2 separate regions of the Homo sapiens genome follow, and region 2 is linked to region 1. Evidence: chromatin loops called from intact Hi-C (ENCODE). Cell type or tissue: ovary. All regions are shown on one strand. Each heading gives the region's core, and the rest is flanking DNA. Links, peaks and the distances in the headings are about the cores only.

Region 1 (4,379 bases), core at 78-4,077:
GGCACCCCACGGCAGTCGGGCTGGCATAAGGGGCTCTAGCGGTGCCTCCACCACCACCAGGGCCGGCTTCGCCCGCCAAGGAGCCAAGGAGAAGCAGCTGTTAAAGGAGGGCAACGCTTTCAACGTGTCATCCTTCGTACTCCGGGCCATGATGAGCGGCCAGTACTGGCCCGAGGGCGACGAGGTCTACCACGCCGAGCTCACCGTGCCCGTCCTGCTTGTCCACGGCATGCACGATAAGTTTGTGCCGGTGGAGGAAGACCAGCGCATGGCCGAGGTAGAGGCGGGCACCTGGGGCGCCACAGCTACAAATCCCCAGGGTGCTGCCCGGGAGGGGCGTGGCCTCTGCGGGGGGCGTGGTAGCGCTTGGTGGGCGTGCTTTCTTCCCGAGGGGGCGTGGCTGCCGGGTGGGCGTGGCCTCTAGTTGCTGTATCTTGTTCTGACCCCAGGCAAACAGGAGCATTAGGTCTAGCATCAGAAGTAGAATCTAGAAAGCAGGGCTGCCCTGGACAGGTGTTAGCAATTACGCACTGTCCCCACCGCTGTAAGAAGGCTCTCCTCACAGCGGAGGATTTGTATGAGACCGGTGACCTATATAATTCTAGAAGACCGGCACCAGGGGATCTTTAGATTAGAAACTCTAATTAGCGAGTTCAGATTAGAAAGGGTCTGGGGATCCTTAGCACTTAGAATAGCCCTGGATACTAGCCCGGCGAGGTGGTTCACGCCAATAATCGCTGCAACTTGGGAGGCTGAGTGGGGCGGATCGCTTGAACCCAGGAGTTCAAGGCTGTGGTGAGCCATGCTCGCACCACTGCACTCCAGCCTGGGCGACAGAGCAAGACCCCGTTTCTTAAAGAAAAAAAAAAAAAAACAAAAACCATTAAAGTATAACTGGACTGGTGGTTCTTAACTAAGGAGGATTCTGCCCCCAAGGAACACGTGGAAATGCATGGAGACATTTTTAGGTGTCACGACTGAGGGGGAGGGGGTACTACTGGCATCTAGTGGGTGGAGGCCAGGGATGCTGCTCAACACCCTACAAATGCACAGGATAGCAGCCCCCACCCCAGCTACCCGCCCCTTCCCCGCCCACCCCCGCCCCCCCAGCAAAGAATGATCCAGCTCCTAATGTTGGTAGAGTTGAAGTTGACAAAATCCTCCTCCAGGCCGGGCGCGGTGGCTCACTCCTGTAATCCCAGCACTTTGGGAGACCGAGGCGGGCAGATCGCCTGAGGTCAGGAGTTGGAGATCAGCCTGACAAACATGGCGAAACCCCGTCTCTACTAAAAATACAAAAAATTAGCCGGGTGTAGTGGCGCGTGCCTGTAATCCCAGCTACTTGGGAGGCTGAGGCAAGAGAATCGCTTGAAGCCGGGAGGCAGAGGTTGGAGTGAGCCGAGATTACGCCACTGCACTCCAGCCTGGGTGACAGAGCAAGACTCTGTCTCAAAAAAAAAAAAAAAGAAAGAAAAGAAAAAAAGAAGAAAATCCTTCTCCTGGCATACTGTAGACACTTAATAAATGCTGGATGCCTGAATACTAGTTGGGTTCCAGCAGGGCTACAGGCCATCCTCCAGCTCCCCCTTGAGTGGAAGTGGAGAGATGCAGGGTAGATGGGAGGAGGGACTTTTGGATGCTGTGGGCCATGTGTGTATGGCGGAGTCCCAGGGAAGCCTGGCCTCTCTCCACCCTCTTGCCCCCGCCTACCTTGAGCCCTGCGTCTTCTGCAGATCCTGCTCCTGGCATTCCTGAAGCTCATCGACGAGGGCAGCCACATGGTGATGCTGGAATGCCCTGAGACGGTCAACACGCTGCTCCACGAATTCCTGCTCTGGGAGCCCGAGCCCTCGCCCAAGGCTCTACCGGAGCCACTGCCGGCGCCTCCAGAAGACAAGAAGTAGCCGCTGGGCCGGCGGGGCATCGCTTGGTGAGCACAGCCGCAGCAGGAGGAGGCCCGAGCCTGCGCCAGGTCTGCAGCGCAGACCACCTGGGCGGGCCGTTCGCTCCGGTGGGCGGGGCCAGGTCAGGGAGACGCCCCCAGGCTGCCTGGGCGGGGCGTGGCATCCGAGGGAGCCCAGCGGACATTCCGCTCTCCGCTTCCGTCCCGCGGGGCCCATCGGCGTTTTGGGGCCGCAGCCGGGACCCTCACGGAAGATGACCTTGTACAGAAGCTCTCCCTCACCTTCCCCCCAACGCCACGGCCAAGGCAGGCCCCCCACCCCGCTGTCTTCCGTGTCAGCCGTGCTTGATCCTGGGACCCACGAGCCCCACAGGGACCCTCGAGGCCCCATCCCGTTATCCGAGACCCTTCCTACCCCCCATTCCTCGGCGCTGGGAGCTATTTTTGCCCAAGGGGGGGGGATGGGGGGGCTGGCGCCACCGAACCTGCACATCTCAACTTGTAACTCAATAAACAGAAGTGACAATCGGAGTCTCCGGACCTGTGCTGGGTGACCACAGGGCAGGGTGTTCGCCGCCTGGAGCCTCAGTTTTCCCATCTGCAGACTGGGCTCAGGCTGGTGCCTCGCGCTCAGGATCGACTTCGACAATGTCTGGTGTCCACGTTAGCTTCCTGAATTTCCCCTCGTACCTCAGAAGGCTGAGGCTCCTTGGACAGTATCCCCCAGGGCAGGAGGCAACTTATCAAGAGGTGACCCCGGCCGGACGTGGTGACTCACGCCTGTAATCCCAGCACTTTGGGAGGCCGAGGAGTATCGCCTGAGGTCAGGAGTTCGAGAACAGCCTGGCCAAAATGGTGAAACCCCGTCTCTATTTAAAAATGCAGACAGGCCAGGCGCGGTGGTTCACGCCTGTAATCCCAGCACTTTGGGAGGCAGAGGTGGGGGGATCACGAGGTCAGGAGATCGAGACCATCCTGGCTAACACAGTGAAACCCCGTCTCTAGTAAAAAATACAAAAAATTAGCTGGGCGTGGTGGCGGGCGCCTGTAGTCCCAGCTACTCGGGAGGCTGTGGCAGAAGAATGGCGTGAACCCGGGAGGCGGAAATTACAGTGAGCCGAGATCGTGCCACTGCACTCCAGCCTGGGTGACAGAGCGAGACTCCATCTAAAACAAACAAACAAACAACAACAACAACAACAACAAAAAACAAAGACAAGCCAGGAATGGTGGCACGCGCCTGTGGTCCCAGCTACTCGGGGAGCCTGAGGCAGGAGAATCGCTTGAACCCAGGAAGTGGAGGTTGCGGTCAGCTGAGATCGTACCACTGCACTCCAGCCTGCGCAACAAGGCGATACTCCTTCTCAAAAAAAAACGAGATGAGCCCTTCCCTGGCCGGAAGAGATCCAACCGAGGTTTAGGTGAAGATCAGTGGGTGTTGCATGGAATTAGAGCTGCCATAATTGAGTGCCCACTGTTTTCCAGGCTGTGTGTTGAATGCCTGCCACCCACTGGTTCATTGAATTCGACTCATCCAACCCCACCCAGCAAGTCAGGACCTTTTACTATTCCCGTGTTATATCTTTCAGCTTGGTTTAGGGCCACCTTTGTCAAGAAGACTTTTCTTTTGAAACCACCAAATCTGTCTTTTAGTTGGGTTTTGGTTTTGTTTTTGTTTGTTTGTTTGTTTGTTTTTTGAGACAGAGTCTCACTCTGTCGCCCAGGCTGGAGTGCAGTGGCACGATCTCGGCTCACTGCAACCTCCGCCCCCCGGGTTCAGGAAATTTTCCTGCCTCAGCCACTGGAGTAGCTGGGATTACAGGCTCCTGCCACTACGCCCAGCTAATTTTTGTATTTTTAGTAGAGACGGGGTTTCACCATCTTGGCCAGACTGGTCTTGGAACTCCTGACCTCGTGATCCACCCGCCTCGGCCTCCCAAAGTGCTGGGGTTACAGGCGTGATCCACCGCACCTCACCTACATTTTATTCTGGTCCATGTATATCTGGTCCTATCTGTGGTTTCTGTGTATTACAGGAGGAGGGAGGAAATCTTTCCCTCGGTTCTGTCCTTTCCCCACCGGTTTGTGAGCTCCATCCTTAGTTTAGCCAGGGGGGCAATTGTGTCCATTGGCAACTTCTGGAGACATTTTTGATCGCCATGTTTGGGGGTGCATGGGTGTTGCTGACTTCTAGTGGATGGAGGCCAGGAACGCTGCTCATCACCCTGAAATGCAAGGGACAGACCCCACAGCAAAGAATAAGCCAACCCCAAATGTCATTAGGGCCAAGATTGGGAAACCCTGTGTTAGACAAATCCCATCTCTTCTGGGGGCTCTAGGTTCTTTACCAATGTCCTGTTTGTGTATTCTGGGGCGATGGCACAGTGTCATAACACCTGTGGCTTTATTATTAGATTTGGCAACTGGGAGGCATCCCTGTTTCACACTTTTTTTTTTTTTTCTGAGACAGTGTCTT
Region 2 (4,304 bases), core at 305-4,304, 54 kb before region 1:
CCAAGGAAGCGGGGACATCCCTGCCCCTAAGCCTACTGCCAGACAGCCCAGAGTCCTTAGGGGGAGACATTGATGCCAGCCAGTCCTAACCATCCCAGAAGACCTGATTTAGGATTTCAGAGCCAAACATCCCTGGGTTTGAATCTTGGCTCAGTCAATCCTAGCCTCCATTTTCTCATCCAAGCATTGGGTGTAATAATAATAACTCTAAGGTCAGGCATTGTTTTTATAAATAAAGTTGTATTAGGGCTGGGCACGGTGGCTCATGGCTATTATCTCAGCGCTTTGGGGGATCGAGATAGGAGGATCGCTTGAGTCCAGGAGTTTGAGACCAGCCTGAGAAATTTAGCAAGACCCTATGTCTAGCAAAAATTTAAAAATTAGCTGGGCATGGTGGTGCGTACCTTTAGTCCCAGCTACCTGGGGGGCTGAGGCAGGAGAATCACTTGAGTCCAGGAGTTGGAGGCTGCAGTGAGCTAGGATTGCACCACTGTACTCCAGCCGGGGCGACAGAGCAAGACCCTGTCTCTAAAATAATAATAGTAATAATTCTAAACTCTCCAGACACATGGGCACAGGCCTCTGGTCCTTTGTCTGTTTTGCCTTCCAGAGCATTCCAGGAGCCATCATCCCTCTAACCGATCCCAGTGACCTGGCCCTGGCTCAGCCCCTGTACACTTGCACCTCAGCTGCTGCCTCTGGTATGGCTCCTGTGCTGGTCCAGAGGAGTCTTTCCATTACAGACTCTGTCCAAGTCCCTCTCCTGCTCACACACTCTCCATGGCTCCCTATTACCCTTAGAACAAAGTCTAACTCCTTAGCACATCTGTGACTCCCCTTTTGCCTCCTCCTATCCTGGACTTTTTAATTCTTTGTAAAAGACTCAACATTCATTAATTTGTGCTGTGCCCTTGGATTAGAAAGTCTTTTTCATGTCTAACGAACCCTTCTACCTCTGAAGCCCAGCTCCAGAGACCCCCTCCTCCAGGCAGCCTTTCTTGAAGTCCCAGATATAGCCCTTGCTTCCCCTTTTGGAAACCTCTCTCCCAGCCTCATCCCTCCCTCTTTCCAGCTCTGACCCTAAAGCTCTGACTGTCCCAGGCTGGTGACTCCTCAGGAACCGGGTGGGGGCTGAATACAGGGGGTGGGGGTCGAGCAATTGGCCGATCAGGCCCCCTTCCTGACCCTGAGGTCCAACCGCCTGGCGAGTCTCAGACTCTTTGGGGATTTCCTGCAGCCTCTATAAATAACCCCCATGGCTGCTTCCCACAAACCACCTCACCCTTCTTGGAAAAAAAGGATTGTAGCCAAGGACCTCAGGCCAGCTGTGTGCCAGGGCCCCAGGGAAGGCAGGCGGGGCCCCAGCATCCTGTCCAAAGAGCATCTCCAATCCCACCCAGGCACAGGCCCAGCTCACCCCTCCTGGGAGCCTTCAGGACCCTCCCCACTTCAAGCCCACCCCTCACGCCCAGATCTACATTATTGCTTTTCTTCTCTGGGCATCGGTTTGGTTTCCTGATGGGGCCAATAGTAACATCTGTGGACTCAGCTCATGGTGTGACCCTTTCCACTCTGGCCACCGCCCCTCCAGCCCCAATTTGTTGATTTGGTTGAACAAGCAAGGAAATGAACAAATAGTGACATACTGCCAGGAACCCTGTAAATAAAATCAGGCCTGGGTCTCCTCTAGTTGGGTGGTTGGGAAACTCTGGTGGCCTCCTTTGGCCCTTGTCATGCCCTCTGTCTGCCCGGGATGTCTCCCAGGCTCTGTGTCCCCTGAAACCAGAGAGTTTCTATCTTCAACCACTGGAGGTGGAGATCTTTTTCTTTTTTTTTTTTTTTTAATGTGAGATGGAGTCTCACTCTGTTTCCCAGGCTAGAGTGTAGTGGCGCCATCTTGGCTCACTGCAACCTCCGCCTCCCAGGTTCAAATGATTCTCCTGCCTCAGCCTCCCGAATAGCTAGGATTACAGATATGCACCAGCACGCCCGGCTAATTTTTGTATTTTTAGTAGAGACGGGGTTTCACTACGTTGGCCAGGCTGGTCTCCTGACCTCAGGTGATCCACCCACCTTGGCCTCCCAAAGTGCTGGGATTACAGGCGTGAGCCACCGCGCCCGGCCCTGAGGTCTCCTTCAGTTGGGTGGTCAGAAACTCTGCGGGCCTCCTTAGGCCCTTTTCGTGCCCTCTCTCTGCCGCGGATGCCTCCCAGGCTCTGTGTCCACTGAAATCAGAGTTTGTATATTCAACCACTGGAGGTGGAGATCTTTTTCTGATTCCAGAAAAGATCCTGATTCTCTTCGAGACTCAGTTTCCACCCCAGTCAGGGGAAGTTAACCATTCACATGCCACCAGGTGAATGCGGAAGGCCTAGATCCGCTGAGGGTGGGGCACCGGGAGCGCTGATGGGAGGATTGCTGGGGACCGCCTCACTTAGCGCGACGCGCCCTCTGCTGGTCGGTCCCCGCCACGTCAGGCTCCCCGAAGAATCTCAGACGAACCTCTGCCTATCAGACCCCTCCATCCATCCCTTCTCCAATGGTCTCCCTCCTCTTTCTCCTCCTTTCCTCTGCTCCAGCCACTCTGACCACCTCTGGCCGGGCGCGGTGGCTCTCGCCTGTAATCCCAACACTTTGGGAGGCTGAGGCGGACAGATCACTTGAGGTCAGGAGTTTGAGACCAACCTGGGCAACATAGCAAGATCCTGTCTCCATGAAAAAAATTTAAAAATTAGCCGGGCATGGTGGTTGTGGTCCTAGCTATTCAGGAGGCCGAGGTGGAAGGATCAACTGAGCCCAGGAGGTTGAAGATTACAGTGAGCCATGATTGTACCACTGCATTCCAGCCTGGGTGACAGAGTGAGACCCCACCCCAACCCCCCCCCAAAAAAAGGGCCAGGCATAGTAGCTCACACCTGTAATCCCAGCACCTTGGGAAGCCAAGGCAGGAAGATTGCCTGAGCCCAAAAGCTTAAAACCAGCTTGGGCAACATAGTGAGAACCCATCTCTAAAAGAAATTTAAAAATTAGCTGGGCGTGGTGGCGCATGCCTGTAGTCCTAGCTATTCAGGAGGCTGAGGTGGGAGGATCACTTGAGCCCAGAAGATGGAAGCTACAGTGAGCCATGATCGAGCCACTGCAGTCCAGCCTGGGTGAAAGGGAGAGGCCTTGTCAAAAAAAAAAAAAAAAAAAAAAAAGGTCGGGCGTGGTGGCACATGCCTGTAATCCCAGCTACTTGGGAGGCTGAGGCAGGAGAATTGCTTGAACCTGGAAGGCGGAGGTTGCAGTGAGCCACAATCACGCCACCGCACTCCAGCCTGGGCGACAGAGCAAGACCCTGTCTCAAAAAAAAAAAAAAAAAAAAAGCAAACAAACCAACAAAAAAACCTGACCATCTCACTATTCCTTGAACACACCGCGAAGTTCCTGAATCAGTGGGATATGTAATCCAGTGAAATATGTGTCAGTGGGATATGCATATGAAGGGATTTGCATATTCAGTGCCCTCTGCCTGGGGTGCCCTCCCCAGACTCCTCCATCTGACATCCTCACCATTCAGATCTCAACACTCATCACCTCTGCCAGGCAGCCCACTTTAAGTTGCCTGACTAGGTCACTTCTCCTCTTTATGAGCTTCAAAGAAGCCATCAGGCCAGGCACGGTGGCTCACACATGTGATCCCAGCACTTTGGGAGGCTGAGGTCTCAGGATCACCAGAGGCCAAGAGTTTGAGACCAGCCTGGGCAACACAGCAAGACCCCCATCTTTACTTAAAGAAAAAAAAAAAAAAGGCTGGGCACGGTGGCTCACGCCTGTAATCCCAGGCATTTGAGACCAGCCTGGCCAACATGGTGAAACCCGTCTCTACTAAAAATACAAAAATTAGCCAGGCGTGGTGGCACACGCCTATAGTCCCAGCTACTCGGGAGGCTGAGGCAGGAGAGTCGCTTGAACCTGGGAGGCAGAGGTTGCCAGTGAGCTGAGATCATGCCACTCCACCCTGGGCAAAAGAGCAAAGACTCTATCTCAAAAAAAAAAAGAGCAGCCATCAGGCCTCACTGTAATGACCTCTTTCTTGTCTCTTCTTTTCGTTGTTGTTTCGAGACAGAGTCTCGCTCTATCGCCCAGGCTGGAGTGCAGTGGCGTGATCTCTGCTCACTGCAACCTCTGCCTCCCAGGTTCAAGCAACTCTCTTGTCTCACCCTCCTGAGTTACTGGGACCACAGACGTGTGCCACCATGCTTGGCTAATGTTTGTATTTTTTGTAGAGATGGGGTTTCACCACGTTGGCCAGGCTGGTCTCA

The links. Hi-C counts contacts between places; a loop is a spot of excess contacts. Peaks named below come from ENCODE experiments on the same cell type or tissue, not always from the same donor. Only the 100,000 strongest peaks of a DNase experiment are listed, where the experiment ranks them.
Region 2: it touches region 1 in a loop (2.8-fold over the local background); 40 of 110 quality-filtered maps call a loop at or near these places.

Annotation. Positions count from the first base shown.
Region 1 is chr19:17,290,186-17,294,564 of GRCh38, reverse strand. It overlaps ABHD8 (abhydrolase domain containing 8), which reads left to right. Exons shown (of 5, transcript NM_024527.5): 4 at 61-277; 5 at 1,734-2,434. The coding sequence ends at 1,904. It also overlaps a transcript of MRPL34 not described here. Among named protein-coding and RNA genes, the nearest start is that of ANKLE1, 10 kb to the right of the region's middle. RefSeq lists enhancers at 1-111, 112-660, 1,800-1,889 and a silencer at 1,960-2,139. In ovary, for the core only: a CTCF peak has its summit at 1,586; DNase peaks (open chromatin) are centred at 1,624 and 2,014; H3K4me3 peaks cover 920 bases; H3K27ac peaks cover 890 bases.
Region 2 is chr19:17,344,518-17,348,821 of GRCh38, reverse strand. No RefSeq gene overlaps it. Among named protein-coding and RNA genes, the nearest start is that of GTPBP3, 9.1 kb to the right of the region's middle. RefSeq lists an enhancer at 1,770-2,731. In ovary, for the core only: a CTCF peak has its summit at 2,452 (motif pointing left); a DNase peak (open chromatin) is centred at 2,441.